Linked DNA regions of Homo sapiens: region 2 is linked to region 1. Evidence: chromatin loops called from intact Hi-C (ENCODE). Cell type or tissue: heart right ventricle. All regions are shown on one strand. Each heading gives the region's core, and the rest is flanking DNA. Links, peaks and the distances in the headings are about the cores only. Region 1 holds the start of LOC105376071 (a long non-coding RNA gene). Region 2 has its middle 15 kb from the start of PIP5K1B.

Region 1 (8,343 bases), core at 274-8,273:
ATACCTTTAAAATAACTTGATAGCAGCTCAGCTGTCTCTGGAAATATACCCAGTTGAGCCTTTTAATTATAAGATGTTTGTTGTTCCCCCGGTATTTGAACAATTGCTTTTCTAATTTCTGAACCTACCTGTAGCTATATTTTTTGAACTCTTAGGATATGCTAGGCTCTGCACTATCTGATTTAAACCTGACAAAGTCTCCATGAAGTAGGTATGACTGTTATACCCATTTTACTGTTAAGAAAAAAAAAGGGAAATTAAGTAACCCATAATGCTAACTTTTCTGCCTCAGTGCCTCCCTGTTATAACAGGCTGTGGGCTTTTTTTTTTTTTTCTTCCTCTCTCTCTCTCTCTCTCTTTTTTTGGTTGAGACGGTGTTTCACTCTGTCGCCCAGGCTGGAGTGCAATAGAGCGATCTTGGCTCACTGCAACCTCCGCCTCCCAGGTTCAAGCAATTCTCCTGCCTCAGCCCCCCGAGTAGCTGGGATTACAGTCATGCGCCACCACGCCCAGCTAATTTTGTATTTTTAGTAGAGACGGGGTTTCACCATGTTGGTCAGGCTAGTCTCAAACTCCTGACCTCAGATAATCCACCCACCTCAGCCTCCCAAAGTGCTGGGATTACAGGCGTGAGCCACCACACCTGGTCGGGCTTTGTTCTCTTTACGGATGAAAGCACCTTGAGGGTGGGGACCAAGGCTTAAAACTCTGCCGAGTTTTCAGTTGCATCCCTATTACCAGGTGGGAGTTTCACAAATGCTACAATCAGTCCAGTTCTCAACAATAATTTATACAAAGTGCATATCTATTTAGAACTTTCTGGGTTTGAAACTTAGTATCAATCCCTGTGGAGTACACAAAGGAAGTACATCATCTATTTGGGGGGTATTAGTCCCTATGAAACAGGAAAACCAATTAAATGTTTAAACTAAAAATAAATGTTTCAGCCTCCAGAGAAAGGGGAAACCTTCACTGGGGAGGTGGTGGGATTTCAGGTGGCCCTTGAAGAACCAGGCCAATGTCAAGAAGTGGAGAGGTGGGAGAATGAGGAATAAGGTGTGGGAAAAGGCAGTCTTGGGGGAAAGAAAATGGGGAGTTGGCCTGTAACAATAGAATATGCACATTGTAATTTCTTTCACCATCAAGGATGAGAATTCTAGAAGGCTTATAGAGACTTCTCTTGATTAGAAAAAAAAATACTTCTTAGCTCACCAAACAGATTTTCCTCCAGAGCCTGGTATAGGAGGCAAAGGACCCATATAGGGCAAGTTCCAGATACAGAAGGAACTGGTCTTCGCCTCCTTCTGGTTCTGGTGTTCTCTTTGACCACCCTTTTCTATTTCCAATTATTTTTCTCTGAATTTAGTTTTTGCAAGTGGAAGATACAGAAGCTTTATGAGCAGAATAAAACAACCAGGGTTGGCAGCCTTGCTCTCAACCCTCTAGCTGTGTGTGATCTTTGAGGAGGATGATAGCAAACCTTGGTTCAGCATGTCTTGTGTGCTAGGTGATGTGTTAGATGATGTGCCAGGCATTGGGTGTGTGTTAAGTCATTGCATCTTCACAAGTAAGGTGGGTCATTACCTATTACCACTGCCCTTTTGTGACAAAACAGAGGCTTAGTGAGATTAAGTAATTTGTCTAAAGTCACACTGCTGGTCAATAGCAGAGCTGGGACCCCAGCACAGATGATGTGACCTCCAAGTCTGCTCTTAGCCCATGCATTACTACTTCCCAAGTCACTGGACTTCTTGGAGCTCCAGTTTCCTCATTTGCAAAGCATTCATAAATATTTAATGAATATTAAATAAATATAACAAAATATTCATAAATATTCATACTGTCTCCTATGGTAGAGAGTAGGGAGAAGTAATGTGATAATGTAAGTAAAACATCTAGCCTGTCCTTGGACATACTGAGTATTCAGAAGAAGCATCATTATTAGTTTTTGCCATTCAAAAACAGTGAATGCTGAAATTGGCTCTGTCTTGGTTTATGGCTTTACACTTCTTTGAGGATTCTGTAGACACTCTGGAAGCACGGAGGACACTTAACATATTCTCGTATCTTTCTCAACCTCTGTGATTTTTTTTTTGAGACAGAGTCTCACTCTGTCACCAGGCTGGAGTGCAGTAGCGTGATCTCAGTCCACTACAACCTTTGCCTCCTGGGTTCAAGCGACTCTCCTACCTCAGCCTCCTGAGTAGCTGGGATTACAGGCATGCGCCACCGCGCCCAGCCAATTTTTGTATTTTTAGTAGAGATGGAGTTTCACCATGTTTGCCAAGCTGGTCTCAATCTCTTGACCTTGTGATCTGCCTGCCTCAGCCTCTCAAAGTGCTGGCATTGCAGGTGTGAGCTACCATGCCCGGTCAGTGATTTTTTTTTTTTTTTTTAATGACACACAACTATTTTTTAACTTCTCTTTCTCTTTCTCTTTTTCTATTTGTCTTTTGCATAGCTTTTCAGATCTCACTGAAGGTGAAACCAGGAAAGTACTTCACTCAGAGGTGAGTGTATAGGTAATAAATATGTGGAACAAGACTCTATTGTCCTCAGGTAAAGGTGGGTGACCCTAGGTGCCCTTAGGTAAGCCATTAAAAACTGTTCTACCAAATACTCACATACTGGGCAGGTGTTTGAGCAGGTGTGGCAGCCTTGGGGCAGATGCCGAATGTGGCACACAAGAGGTTAGTGGATATAGTTACACCTTCATAAAACAAATGCTATCTCCCCTGCCGGGTCTTAGCTACAGAGGCGAAAAATGAATATTTTAATTAGTTTCAGCTTCCAAAAGAGTCGTAGGCCAGACTTCCGAATCTGCCTCCTATAGGGAAAACACTTTCAAATTCTACCACTTGGCAAAAAATCCCTCCCAAATAAAACCCCAAAACAAAAATTACATTTCTAACTAAACAAGTAACTGTGCTTCTTAGACAGACAGCTTCATTACGCATTCAGCAGCTTGGATTGACACAATCTTGGGCAAAAGGGGAAGAGGCAAGAGGTGAAGCTGAGCTGTGTTTGGAAGTACAGCTCATAAGGATGGCAGAGAGATTGGAAGGGGTGGGGAAAAATCAAAGCTGATTCCTATTTTTTTCTCCCTGAGCAACTTGTTAGATTATTTAGGTCAATGATGCTTTTAGGAATTAAAATTTTGCATTTTAATATCAGTTTCACTTTTTCAAAGAGCTTTCGTCTCTCCACCCCTGTTGACATAAATGATCACACTGAGTTTTATCTAGGTTAGTTTTAGAAGAGACTAAGTTCAGGGATTTCTGAGATAAAGAGAGGAATTTTATTTTATTTCTTTGCCTCAGGTAGCATTCAATATATAAATATTTCTCTTCATTAAATCCTAATCAAGTTTAACTAAACTTTCAAGACAGATGGGGAGATGTTATTTTAATTATAAAAGGTATCCACACAAACTTCTTTAAAGCAGTGGAGTTTTTTTGGTATTCATTTATGTATTCAACAGATATCTTTGAGCTCTGACAATGTCCAAACACTGTACTGAGTGCTCCACGCACAGTGCTGCAGTGAGCAGCCTCTGGAGATGTGTGTGAAACATGCAGATATGGTTCTGAATCATGATAGATAGAAGGAGCGGGAATAATGGTAGGTGGAGAAAAGCCCCTTTGTTTTGGGTGGTCAGTCAAAGCTTCTATGAGGGAAGAATATTTATGCCAAGACTTGGCAGATACCAGGGACCCAGTTGGGTAAAGAATGAAGCAAAGAGAAGAGAGGAGAGCAGGAATGCATTTCTGGAATAAGGAACAGCATTTGCAAAATTCTGGAGGTGTAAAAAGTTTGGCAAGTTTGAGAAACAAGCAGTGGGGCTGGAGCGTAGGGAATCGGGGGAGAGGCTGAAGAGCTGAAGATGAGGTGGAAGTGGGGCTACATTGACATGACCTACTGAGAGACAATCACTTGACAGAGGATGAAGGAAGTCACAGCTATCTGATTAGGGACCCACTGTTCATGTAAGAACTATCAGAAATGAAATGATCATTTTCCCTGTGAAATTATAAACTCAGTCAGTGGAGAATTGATTCAATTTTCATAAAGTCATTTCAAATTTCATATAGATTAATTTCATATAGTCATGCAATATCTGCATGTTTCACACACATCTCCAGAGGCTGCTCACTGCAGCACTGTGCGTGGAGCACTCAGTACAGTGTTTGGACATTGAATAAAATGTGGCACACTTATTTCTGTGCAAGTTAAGAACTTGTTGGGTGGCTTGCTAGCAAAATTTTTCTCCCTTAACTCTAGGGAATAATATCTGGGCCACAGTTTCCAAACTGGTGTTCCACAAGCTGACTTTGGTCCACAGGCATAGCTTCTTTGGCCCGGACAGTATTTTTACAAAATCTAAATAAGTTGCAGGCCAGGCGCAGTGGCTCGTGCCTGTAATCCCAGCACTTTGGTAGGCCAAGGCAGGCAGATCACTTGAGGCCAGGAGTTCAAGACCAGCCTGGCCAACATGGTGAAAACCCCATCTCTACTAAAAAAAATACAAAAATTAGCCGGGTGTGGTGGCACATGCCTGTAATCCCAGCTACTCAGGAGGCTGAGACAGGAGAATCATTTGAACCCCGGAGGCAGAGGTTGCAGTGAACTGAGATCACGCCACTGCACTCCAGCCTGGGTGACACAGTGAGACTCTGTCTCAATAAATAAATAAGTTGCAGCAGCTGAAACTGCTATGTGTTCAGCAAACCTATTTCCTTCTACAGTTGGTGCACAGCTGCACTACGTTTCCCTGCGTCCCCAGCAAGTAGGAGGAACCATATGACGAGTTCTGCCAATGGATATGAACAGAAGTGCTGGTCACTGTTTCCAGGCCTTGATGGTAAAAATCCTCCTCCCAGCCCTCCACGTTCTCTATCTGTCCCCATCTGCAACTGAATGCAGAGAAGGAAGGTGTCATAGAAGATGCAGAGCCACATGATGAAAGGAGCCTGGCTCCCTGGATGGTGGAACAGTCTCCACAATGACCCTCATTGGACTGTGATGTGAGTGAGATTGAAACATCATTGTGTTCGCCACTGGAATTTGAGTTTGTATGCTGCAACAGTGTCTTTGTTTGGGTTCCTCCCAGGATCAGGTTCTGAGATATGGATTGGTGTCCAAGTAGTTTATTGGGAGGTGATCCCAGGAAACATCAGTATACAGGCAAGTGGGAGAGTGAGAAGGAAAAGGGATGGATTCCAATGAATGGCACATTATCTACCAGTTTGTACTGTGGCAGCTGGAGCTCAGTCACACAAGGAAACTCTGGGAGGCAATACAGGACATATCTCAGAGCTATCCTAACTGAAAGGTAAGACTATCTATCATATTTATATACTTTCCTCTCATTGTTTGAGAGCTGCTTCCAAGGGCATTAATGTTTTAGCATTCCTACATGTGCTGAATGCAGGTCAAGTGTGTGCACAGTGTCTTCAGGCAGAGTTGAAGGCAGTCACACTAGGCAGCCTCACCTGCAGAGGGGAGTGCTGAGTGGATATGAGTGGAGCACCAACAGCATCTGCTAAGAATGTTTAGCACACACTGTGGCCAAGACTTAAAATTAGGTGACTTAACATAAAATTGGAGTTTCTGACTTCCTCCAAAAAATAAGAAGATAGTCAACATTGAGCCTACATTTCTGTATGGCAATAACTGGCTGGAGCTGACTAGTGATTGACACTTTACATGGGGGTAGGGTCTCTAATCTCCATGGTCCCCATAACCCCCACCAATCCTCTCTGTCACCCAGGCTGGAGTGCAAAGCCATGATCTTGGCTCACTGCAACTTCTGGCTCCTAGGTTCAAGTGATCCTCCCACCTCAGCCTCCTGAGTACTGGGATTATAGGCGCCACCACACCTGGCTAGTATTTGTATTTTTAGTAGAGATGGAGCTTCATCCTTTTGGCCAGGCTGGTCTTGAACTCCTGATCTCAAGTGATCCGGCCGCCTTGGCCTCCCAAAGTGCTGGGATTACAGGCATGAGCCACCGTGCCCGGCCTACTGGCCCACCTTATGATTCTTTCTGTAGGCATTTGAATCTGTAACCCCAGGCCTTCTACTAGAACAAACCTTGTGTTTTGTTCATTTCCTCCCATCTTTCTCAATCCAGTTGCATTTTCTTCCCTCTGTACCCCACTTCAAAAGCTTCTCAAAATGTACTTTCTTGATGAGGACTTCCCTGACCACTTCACCATACTTCTATGGCCATCTATAGCTGTGCCATCCCATATGGTAGCCACTGGCCACATTTGGCTATTTTAATTTTAATTTCAGTTAATTAAAGTTAACTAAGCTAATAAAGATAATTAAAATTTAAAAATGAGTTCCTCCATCATACTAGCTACATTTCATGTGCTCCATAGCCATAGGTGGGTAATATATTGGATATGTCACATCTTGGACAGCACAGATACAATACATTTGCATGATGACAGAAAGTTCTGTTGGACAGTGCTGACCTGTATCATAATTCTTCTTGTAGGTGCTTTATTGTTTTCCGTAAGTATTTACCTCTTAAGGTGAAATCATCTTTAAAAAATGAGAGCCAGTGTGTTCCACTTGTCTCATATTCCTGCTCACAGTCAAGTACCTAAGCGATTGCTTGTAGTATTATTGCTGATGTTTCTCAAGTTGCTGAATGAGGTGCGGTTACCAGCGTCCCCTGTAGTCCCATTCAGGGAGACATTGCTCGCTCTCCTGTCCTCTTCAGGCTTATTTGGAAGTCTGAAGACGCTGCCTAGGGAGAAAAGAGACAGGGATTTCAACATCATACTCTTTTAGGATTGGAAGGAAACTCATTAAGGCCACTTATTGTTTCCTACTTTAAAAAAAAGTAACCTGTACTTTGGTGATTTATTTTTTATGTCTTTATTGTATTTAAAATTCAGTAAGAATTGGGACATGAAAACATCACGGTAAAACATCCTGATTTGGGAGTTTGACAAACAAGGGTGGGATCGCAGCTCTGTCATTTATTAGCTACAAGACTTCACACCATTTACTTGCCTTCTCTAAGCCTCAATTTATTCCAAGGAGAATAATAACAATATCTACCTCATGCAGTTTTGATGAGGATTAAATGAGATAAATGCCATAGGAATTATTGTTATCAACAAAAAAATCAAATCCAAAGGAAAAGCAAGCAAGGTGAGAATAGACCTACAGTTGTGTGCCTATTGGAAGGGATCAAAGCAGATCATGCATTCAGAAAATTCCTTCCAATAGAAATGTGTGCACAGTTGCAGGGGATCCATTTTACAAACACTAATTTCCTTGGAAAATATTAATGTATTTTCATTAGCGTGGAGACTAGAGACTAGAGTTATGGGGCTGGCATTGCACCCTCCCCTTGCCCTACTCTGCCAAACAAATAATATCTCAAATTAAAGCTGCCTTTTGGTGGAAAAAAAAAAAGGATAATGGAAATAGGATGACCAGGAATAAAAGGACTGGAGAGCTCCAATCACTCAGTTTTGGGTCAGAAGATAAAATCATTATGGGGAATGTCTATCTCTTTTTCTGTCTTCGCTGTCCATATGTTTTATATGTTTGAAAATAATAGAACATTCTGAATGCAATTATTGCTTTCTTTCTCCAAAGAGGTAAACAGTGCCTGGGAAGGTTAATGTTCTCAAGCACCTCTCAGGCATGACTGTGTCCTTTTCTTGGTCATCAAGCTGTGAAAAGTCACAGTGCTGTCCAATAATCTCATGGAGAAACAAGCTAAAGGCACTTCCTTCTGGACAGAACAGATCATGCTAGGCCTGCCTACAAATGGCATTTTGGCTGGTGGCCATAATGTCATGATGAAACTTGGTTTGGGCAGAGGCTCAGAAGTGGCATTTGGGAGATTTTCCTTCTTCAACTGTGTACATTTGATCGTTTGGGAAAGATGCTCAAAATCAGTTGCAAAGTGAAATAAAGTAGATTACAAAAGAGCATGTGTGATATGATCACATTCTGTTACAAGAATGAGAGACTAGTTGGAAAGTGTCTAATAGAGTTCTTTGTAGCTGTAGAAATTCACAAAAAAGGAATTTATTGGAAAGATGTGGAAGTTGATACAAGTATGAGTTAGGTATTGCTGCATAACAAACCACTTCAAACTTCGAGGCTTAGAACATGTATTTAGCTCGTGATATAAGGTCGTCTTCTTCATGTATCTGAGGTCAGCTGTGTGTGCATGAGGTGGTTCTACTTCTGAGAGTTGGCTGAGACTCCTGTGCTCTCCTCCAAGTGGTTTGTTATCCTCCAGCAGCTGACACCAGTTTTGTTCTTGTGGCTCCAAGAGAGACTGGAAGCACACAAGCCCTCTAGAAGTT
Region 2 (8,343 bases), core at 282-8,281, 55 kb before region 1:
CAGGTATTCCAGTGATACATAATCACTTGAAAGAAATGCTTAACCTCAGCAGCAAACAAACAAACAAACAACAAAAAACCCAACGTGAAGCAGCTCTAAATTCCCATTGCATACTCCTTACAAGGGAAGAATAGACATTAGCGGCCTATTTACTATATACCGTGCCTTGTGCCGATGCTTTGCCTGCACTATCTCATTCAATCCTCAACCCTGAAAACTCATTATCCACATCCACAGATAAAGCAACTGAGACAGAGAGTCGAAGTAAGGTCCCTTAAATTACCAAGAGCAAAGTAATAATTCAAAATCCAGTGTTGACAAGGCTTTGGGAGGACAGATACACTAGGTAAATATTGGTATAATCTTCCTAGAGAACAACTAACAAGAGGCATACAATGATTAAACCTAGGTTCTAGTCATCCCATTTTAGAGAATATGCTCTAAAAACAAAAATATGTAATTAAAAAATGATTGTACAAAACTATTCATTGCACTGATATTTTTAAAATGCTATCAGGCAATAAATCTACTAGCCAATAATTGAAGACTGATTTTGTTATAAACTATCATTAAAAAGTGGTCTTATTTGGACTATATTGATGTGCCAAGAAAATTGTACATAAGACAATGTTAAGACAAAAAAGTAGAACCCAACAGATAGTATGTGAACAGCAAACCGAGTATATAAAATGCCATGTATAGTATTAATTTGTCAGATTCACATAGCTCACAAGTCAGTGCAGATATTTGTTAATTAGATTATTTTTCCCATGAACTTAAGTGCATAACAATGTATTGATTTTAAATTCCCACAAGTAATTCTGTACTCTCTAGCACTGGGATTCATTTGCAGGTTTGAAGAAAGGTATGAGAGAAAGGGGAAGAACTGTTAAACACACGCTGAAAGCAAAGAAGGGTTGCCCCGAAAATCTCTCTTGTGAGTTCCTGAAGACTTTTCCTCTGGGAAGCCACGAATTCTGTTGTGATGTCAATAATGCTCTCTGAGGGAAATTCCCTGAAGGGGAAATAGTGATGTCTCTGCCCTGCCCCTGAACCAATATTTATAGACACACCCATAAATATTGTTCAAGAAGAATTTGTGTTGAAAGCCCATGCCTGCAGAAAAGACTGAGTTGTCTCATCTGAACAAACCCCCAACGTAAGACTAAGGTATTATTCCCATTCTCAGCACTGATCTTGCAGGCCCCCATCCTGAGCCTTCCAACAAACTTTCCTCCTGCCTGCAATGCTCTGATATGCCCATTCTACACAGTTTTAAGACCCCTCTTAATTCCTCCCTGTTCCAGGAAGTCTTCACAGGAAGACATTACCACCTCCTGTAATTCCTATAGCACTTAGAATTCACTTGTTCTGCCAACATTTCATAGACACCTGTCTATCTCTCCGTGAAATGGCAGACTCCATGTGGTGAGAAGCCCTGTGTTTTTTAAATTGTTTTTGGAAACTTCATATTACATTAATACTTAACAGAGTGCTTTAAAATACAGCACAAAGTCTTCAAACAATTATTTGTGAAGTTGCTACCTGTTTCTTTCAAAAGAGATCTCTTTTGTCCATGGTTGCTTTAGTGACTGTTAGTGTTTCAAGCATGGATTTGGGAATCAAATATTCTCTCTCACCCTTTTCTTGCAACTTCAGGCAAGTTTCTCAACTTCCTGGAGACCATTTTCTCATTCATTAAGTAGAGATACAAAATATTTCACAGAACTCTAGTAAGGATTAAAACTAGTCATTCTTCACGTGTCAGCTTAAACATTACTTTGTTCAGGATCCCTTTCTTGACACCTCTCCTCACCTCCAAGTTTAAATGAGAAATGTCTCTCTGTGCTTCCAAACACTCTAAACCAGTGCCATCCAACAGAACGTTCAGCAAGAATATTGTTCCATAATCTGTGCTATTTATAGGTAGCCACGAGCCACATGTGCACTTGAAATGTGGTTAATGTGACCGAGGGACTGATGTGTAAGTATTATTTAATTTTAATTGCTTTTAAATAGTCCCATGTGGCTGGTGATGCCCGGACTGGACCGCACAACTCTAAACAATTCCCATTATAGCGCTTGGTTCACGGTTGATTCTCTCCTACAAGATTGAGGTCTGTGATGAAATTCACCTGGACTATGATGCTCCCCATTATATCCATAGCACCTGGGTCAGGGGCTGTTGCACAGTAAGCTCTCAGCACACCAGTTATCATCATCTTCAATGTCATGTTGCCCAACTTTGTATCCCACGGTTTAGCCCAGCACACACTGTAGATGGTTCATCATTGTTTGCTAATTGAGTTAATTGATTTCTAGACTTACAAACAAACCAATAATCTGTTCCTGGACAATATTCAACCAAAGGGGGTTGCATAAATGTCTTTCTACATTACACATTGTATACAGGTATCAAAATATCACACTGTACCGCATAAATGTGTATAATTACTGTGTGTTCATTAAAAACAATTTTAAAATGTCTTTTAAATAATTTCTCTGTGTGCGGCATAGTGGTTAGAAGCCTCTGCCTGGATTCCAACGCTAGCTCCTCCACTTTCCAGCTACATGACCTCTAGTACATAATTTTTTGTGCCTTAGTTTATTAGTCTGTAAAGTGGGGACATGAATGGTCCTGCCTTATTGAGTTGTTTTAAAGATTATGTGTATTGAGGCTTATGACCACCATTTTACAGGCAATAGAGAGAACAAAGGGCTGCAATGAATTACCCTATTAACATTCAAGCTGCAAAATCCAGATTGTAGGGAATGATAGTCAGGAAACTGAGACAGCCACGCTGTGGGCTTTAGGTAGCAAATCTAAGGGCCAAGACACAACTCTGAGTTTGGTCATCTGGAAGCAAGGGAGGAGAAAAAAATATTTGGCATCATTAGCCTTTACAGTAGAGGGAAGCCTCTCAGCTGAGGAAGAAGTGCTGAGTGAGGAGTGGTTGCTGTGTAGCAATTAATAATGTGGGTCCTAAGATTGTTGGTAAAACTCAATTGCAAAGCTGCCTTCAACTTTGTGTGGACTTAAGTGTGGGTAGCATTTTAGCAAAGAGGACCCCGAAGCTTTAAATTCTGCCTGTAGGATGCTGGCATGTCAGGTGCAGGAGATGTGAGTTAATGGTCTCAACTGTTCCAAGAGTAGCAGCTGCAACAAAAGCTCAGCCCTTTCCTCATACAGAAATGAGAGTGTGAAAGTAGTGGGTGGGATAAGAAGAGAATGAAACCACTGGAAAAAAAAAATGCCTTTTTCTGCTGCTCTCAAGAGTTCCCTGGAGAACCCAAAAAGGACAATCTTTGGTTTCATTGCAGACCTTTCTGCCTTTTGTTCCTTGAAGTCCCAGACATACTTTTTTCTGTTTCATGAACATGCCAAACTATTTTATGCTCAAGGTATTTAAACTTGCTGTTCCCTTTGCTGGGAAGGCTCTCAATCTGGGTCTTCCATGGCCATCTTTTTCCCTTTAAGTAAACCTTCGTTCCTACGTTGTCTTCTTCAATAGGACATTCCTGATCATTGCATTGAAAGATTTCCTGTAATAGCCTAACCTTCCCTCTAACACACACACACACACACACACACACACACACACACACACACACACACACACACAGACATCAGTTTTATTCAATGTATTGATACACATGAGTGAAAGGCTTAGAATAGCACATTATAAGTCTTCGGTATTATTAGGTATCATTTTTTCCATAATACCATTTTGTATCTAAATGTATCTTGTATATTTATATACTGATTTTCAATGGTTAGTCTACCCTTCTTTCTTATTAGCTCCCCAAGAGCAGGGACCTTGGCTGTTTTGTACATTTCCATATCTCTAGCACCGAGAATAAAGCCTGGTACTTGCTGGGTGCTCAATAACCATTGTTGAAAGGGTACATTAACTACAGAAAAAAGTATGACACCGGGAAAAAAAGGCTAAAAGATAATCACTGATAATGTTGGGTAGTGAGCTTCAGAGGTTTGTTTTCTTCTCTCTAGCTTTTCACATATTCCAAATTTTTACAAATAGCATGTGTTCTTTTTAATCCTAAAAGAGTTTAATTTTTGCAAAAAGACTTACGTTGGCATGCCATACAAAAATGTCAGTTGATAAATTTCTGCAGGCATGTTGCAGATTACAACCTTTGGATCTGTATACAACCACTTCTTAAATCAGAAGTCTGACGTTCTTCAGGAAGAACTCTCAGCATTATGTCTCTTGGTATAATAAATACAAATGCAGGCCCTACTGAAAGCCCCCTGGGGGGGGTCTGACAAGTCACATTCCATCAGCGGCCACGTACCATGTGACCAGCCACCCGCCTCTTTATCTCTAGCTCCTTAAGTCAGGAGTTTCATTTGGCTCCAGACCTTGGCACTACGAAGGTCAGCCAAGGTCGGGGCTCAAGTAAGAATGACTCACCCTGCTCTGTGCTCTCCACTGGGCACAGGCTGGAGCATGATGAATGCTGTGATTTTCCAGGCTCAACTCCCAGGAGGTGAGGTTCATTCCCTGAAACACTGGACCATGAAAGAAAACCCAGAGCATCCACCAAAGTGTTGTTTAGCATTTAGAAAACAAAAAAGAAGCCTCTACTGTCTGGTCCTATCCAGTGTAGTTCTGAATCAAAGTTGACCACCCAGTATAAACACCACTTTTTAGGCTTGTGCAAAGGGGGTTAATCATGATGCTTTTTAAAAAATAATGATTGTGCAAGATTGCACACACGCACCCAAGTATTAACAATAATACAATAAGCAATTACAATATCAGGGCCAGGTTTTATAAGATTTTTGTATGCCTGATTTACTTTGGAGTCTCTTGCCTTTAAAAACAAACAAACAAACAAACAAACAGAATATTATAGATACAGTAAAACTACTCCCAATTTCACTCCTTTCCTTCCTTCCCAGTGGCACTCAGTAACATAAAGTAACTTTATCATTCCTTTACATGTTTTTATATATCCATATATTCATAAACTTTGTTAAATTTTTTGCCCATTTTAAACCTTTATATAAGTGTTACCTTATCTTATGTATGATTTTGCAACTTTAATTGTTGTTCAGCATTACATTTATGAGATTTATCTTTGTGGATATATGAGATTTATCTTTGTGGATATATATGTGGATACATTTGCTAGTTTTACATGTCAGCGTGGCTAGATCAGTTAATCAGTTAAACACTAGGTGTTTCTGTGAAGGTATTTTGTAGGTGTGATTAAAGCCTGTAATCAATTGGATTTAAGTAAAGAAGATTAGCCTAGATAATCTGAATGGACTTCATTCAATTGGTTGAAAGGCATTAGAAAGGCAATTGAAAGGCATAGCCAAGGATTCCCTGGAGAAGAAGAGATCCCACCTGTGAACCAAGCTTCAGCTTAGGACTGATGGTTCCAGCCTGCCCTTCCTGACAGTCTCCCCTATGGATTTCAGACATGCCTAGCCAGCCTCCACAATCACACACAAGCCAGTTCCTTGGAATAAACCTCTTAATATATATCTCTCACTAGTTCTCTTTCTCTGGTTGGGCTCTGACTGATGCAATATACTTGTCATTTTATTCATTCATTCATTCCTTTAGAGACAGAATCTTGCTTTATCAGGGTGGAGGGCAGTGGCATAATCATAGCTCATTACAGCCTTGACCTCCTGGGCTCAAGCGATTCTCCTGCCTCAGCCTCCCAAATAGCTGGGACTACAGGCTCCCACTACCATGCCTGGCAAAATTTTTTAATGATTTTTAGAGATGGGGTCTCACCATGTTGCCTGGGCTGTGATTTACTTTTTTTGTTTTGCTATGGATCAGGGGTCAGCAAACTTTTCTTATTAAAGGCCAGGCATTAAATATTTTAGGCTCTGTGTGTCATATGGTTTCTTGCAACTATTGAACAATGCTGTTGTAACACGAAAGCAGTTATACAGACAATACATCAGTGAATACAAGTGTGGCTGGGTTTCAATAAAAGTTTATTTATACATATAGGTAATGGGCTGGATTTGACCCATGGGCTATAGTTTGCTAACCCTTGCTGTGTAGCATGCATTGTATGAATATACCACAATTTGTCTATTCTCCTGTTCATGGACATTTTCTACATTGTTCCTCCATTACCACAAAATGCTGTACCTAGTATTCTTGTATTCATTCTTTGTGCACATGTGCAAGAATTATTCTCTATCTAGAAGTAGAATTGCAGGGTCATGGATTATGTGAATCTTCAACCTAACTAGATAGTGCCAAATTGCATGCTAAAGAAATTGTTTCAATTTATACTGCTATCAATAACAGTGCTTGAGAGTTTCGGTTTCCACATCTTCTGTACCATTGGAATTGTCAGACTTATATATCTGGTGGATACAAAATTGTATCTCATCATAGTTTTAACTTACATTTTCCTAATGAATAATTATGAGAAGCATCTTTTTATGTATTTTTCTCCATATATATCCTCTTTGATAAAGTGTCTGTTCAAATCTTTTGGCCATTTAAAAATTGGATTCTCTTATTGAGCTTTGTGGGCTCTTTATATATTACGGATACAAGTCATTTGTTGGACACAAGTCATTTATGTAGGAAAATATTTGCAAATATTTTCCACCAGTCTGTAGCTTGTCTTTTCATTTTCTGAAGTGTCTTTTGCAGAGCAGAAATTTTAAATTTTTATAAAGCTAAATTTATCAGTGTGTGCTTTTATAAATCATATTTCTAGTGACATATCTAAGAAAACTTTGCTTAAGCCAAAGATTTAAGTATTTGCTTAAATCTTTGCACATTTTTTTTCTATGGTATCTTCTAGAATTTTTATGGTTGAAACTTCTTGCATTTAGGCCTATGATAGTCTACGATGCATTTTTAGTTAACTGTTAACTATTTTGTATTATACAATACAGGATATAAGTTGAAGTTCTCTTTTTTTAGCATATGAATGTCCAGTTGTTCCAATACCATTTATTGAAAGACTTATTTTTCTACCTCATTCGTATCTTTGTCAAAAATCAAGTAACCACCTATGTGTGGGTCAATTTCTGGGCTCTCTGTTCTGTTTTATTAATCTATATGTTATATTTTTCTCAGTATCACACTGTCTTGATTTCTGTGGCTTTATAGTAATTCTTGAAATCAGGCACCGTGAGTTCTCAAATTTGTTCCTCTGTTTTCTTTTTTGTTGTTGTTGTCGTTGTTGTTTTCAAACAGAGTCTCATTCTGTCACCCAGGCTGCAGTGCAGTGGCACGGTCTTGACTGACTGCAACCTCTGCCTCCTAGGTTCAAGTGATCCTCCCACCTCAGCCTCCCGAGTAGATGGGATTATAGGCGCCACCACATCCAGCTGATTTTTATATTTTTACTACCTCACAAATATCACCTATAGTTGAGAGATGAGAAGGCAAAGAAAGAAGACAAAAGAGTGCTAGACAGGAAGGAACTATCCCAAAATCTGGATTACTTGGAGGAATGGTAGGGAAGTTGGAGGGTCTGAAGGATGGAAGTGGCTTTGCAGGCTGGGGTGAAGGGTCGGCAGGGATTGGTGGTGATGAGTGAAACCACTCAGCCTAGCAGATGAATGACCAGATGGCGACAGGAGGGGGCAGGATGAAGCCCCAATTGGGCGATTTAGGGGATGGATGACAGCCCAAGGAGCCAAGTAAGGAGCCTGAGATGATGATAATAAAAATCAATCAAATTATCCATCAATTATCCATCAAAAAGCAATCAAATTATCCATGCTAATTAGTTAGCCAGATGCTTCCATGCATTATCTCCAATCTTCAGTCCACCCTCCCAGAGAGATATCATTGTTCTGGCATTACAGATGCAAAAGCAGAGGGTCCGAGAATCCCAGTGTGGCAAAGCCTGTCTGCCTCTAAAGTACAGCTGCCTTGGATGATACCAGCCTGCCTCCCAACTCATGCCAAGTTTATTCACTCACTCAGCCAGCCAGTCAGCTAGCACCTACTATCTAAGCTATATGCTGAAAACAATAACAATATTTGTCACTAAATGTAACAGAGAACCCTAACTGCATTCTTGTAAAATCCATTTCCTTTCTCAAAATTTTGTTTATAGGACTGTTAGAGCCATTCCAATAATGTACTTTTTTTCATTTTTCTTTTTTTGTTTTTGACAGAGTCTCACTCTGTTGGCCAGGCTGGAGTACAATGGTGTGATCTTGGCTCACTGCAACCTCTGCCTTCTGGGCTCAAGTGATTCACGTGCCTTAGCCTCCCAAGTAGTAGCTGGGATTACAGGCATGTGCCACCAAGCATGGCTAATTTTTGTATTTTTAGTAGAGACAGGGTTTCACCATGTTGGCCAGGCTGGTCTTGA

What was found. Peaks named below come from ENCODE experiments on the same cell type or tissue, not always from the same donor. Only the 100,000 strongest peaks of a DNase experiment are listed, where the experiment ranks them.
Region 2: a loop joins it to region 1, with 2.3 times the contacts of the local background. A loop is called at or near these places in 13 of 110 quality-filtered maps.

The regions. Positions count from the first base shown.
Region 1 is chr9:68,631,450-68,639,792 of GRCh38, reverse strand. It overlaps TMEM252-DT (TMEM252 divergent transcript), which reads right to left. Exons shown (of 5, transcript NR_187592.1): 4 at 6,533-6,754. It overlaps LOC105376071 (a long non-coding RNA gene), which reads left to right and starts at 4,790. Exons shown (of 3, transcript XR_929902.3): 1 at 4,790-5,024; 2 at 5,111-5,332. RefSeq lists a silencer at 518-607. In heart right ventricle, for the core only: no CTCF peak of the experiment used is centred there; no DNase peak of the experiment used is centred there.
Region 2 is chr9:68,686,292-68,694,634 of GRCh38, reverse strand. No RefSeq gene overlaps it. Among named protein-coding and RNA genes, the nearest start is that of PIP5K1B, 15 kb to the left of the region's middle. In heart right ventricle, for the core only: no CTCF peak of the experiment used is centred there; a DNase peak (open chromatin) is centred at 4,401; H3K27ac peaks cover 1,723 bases.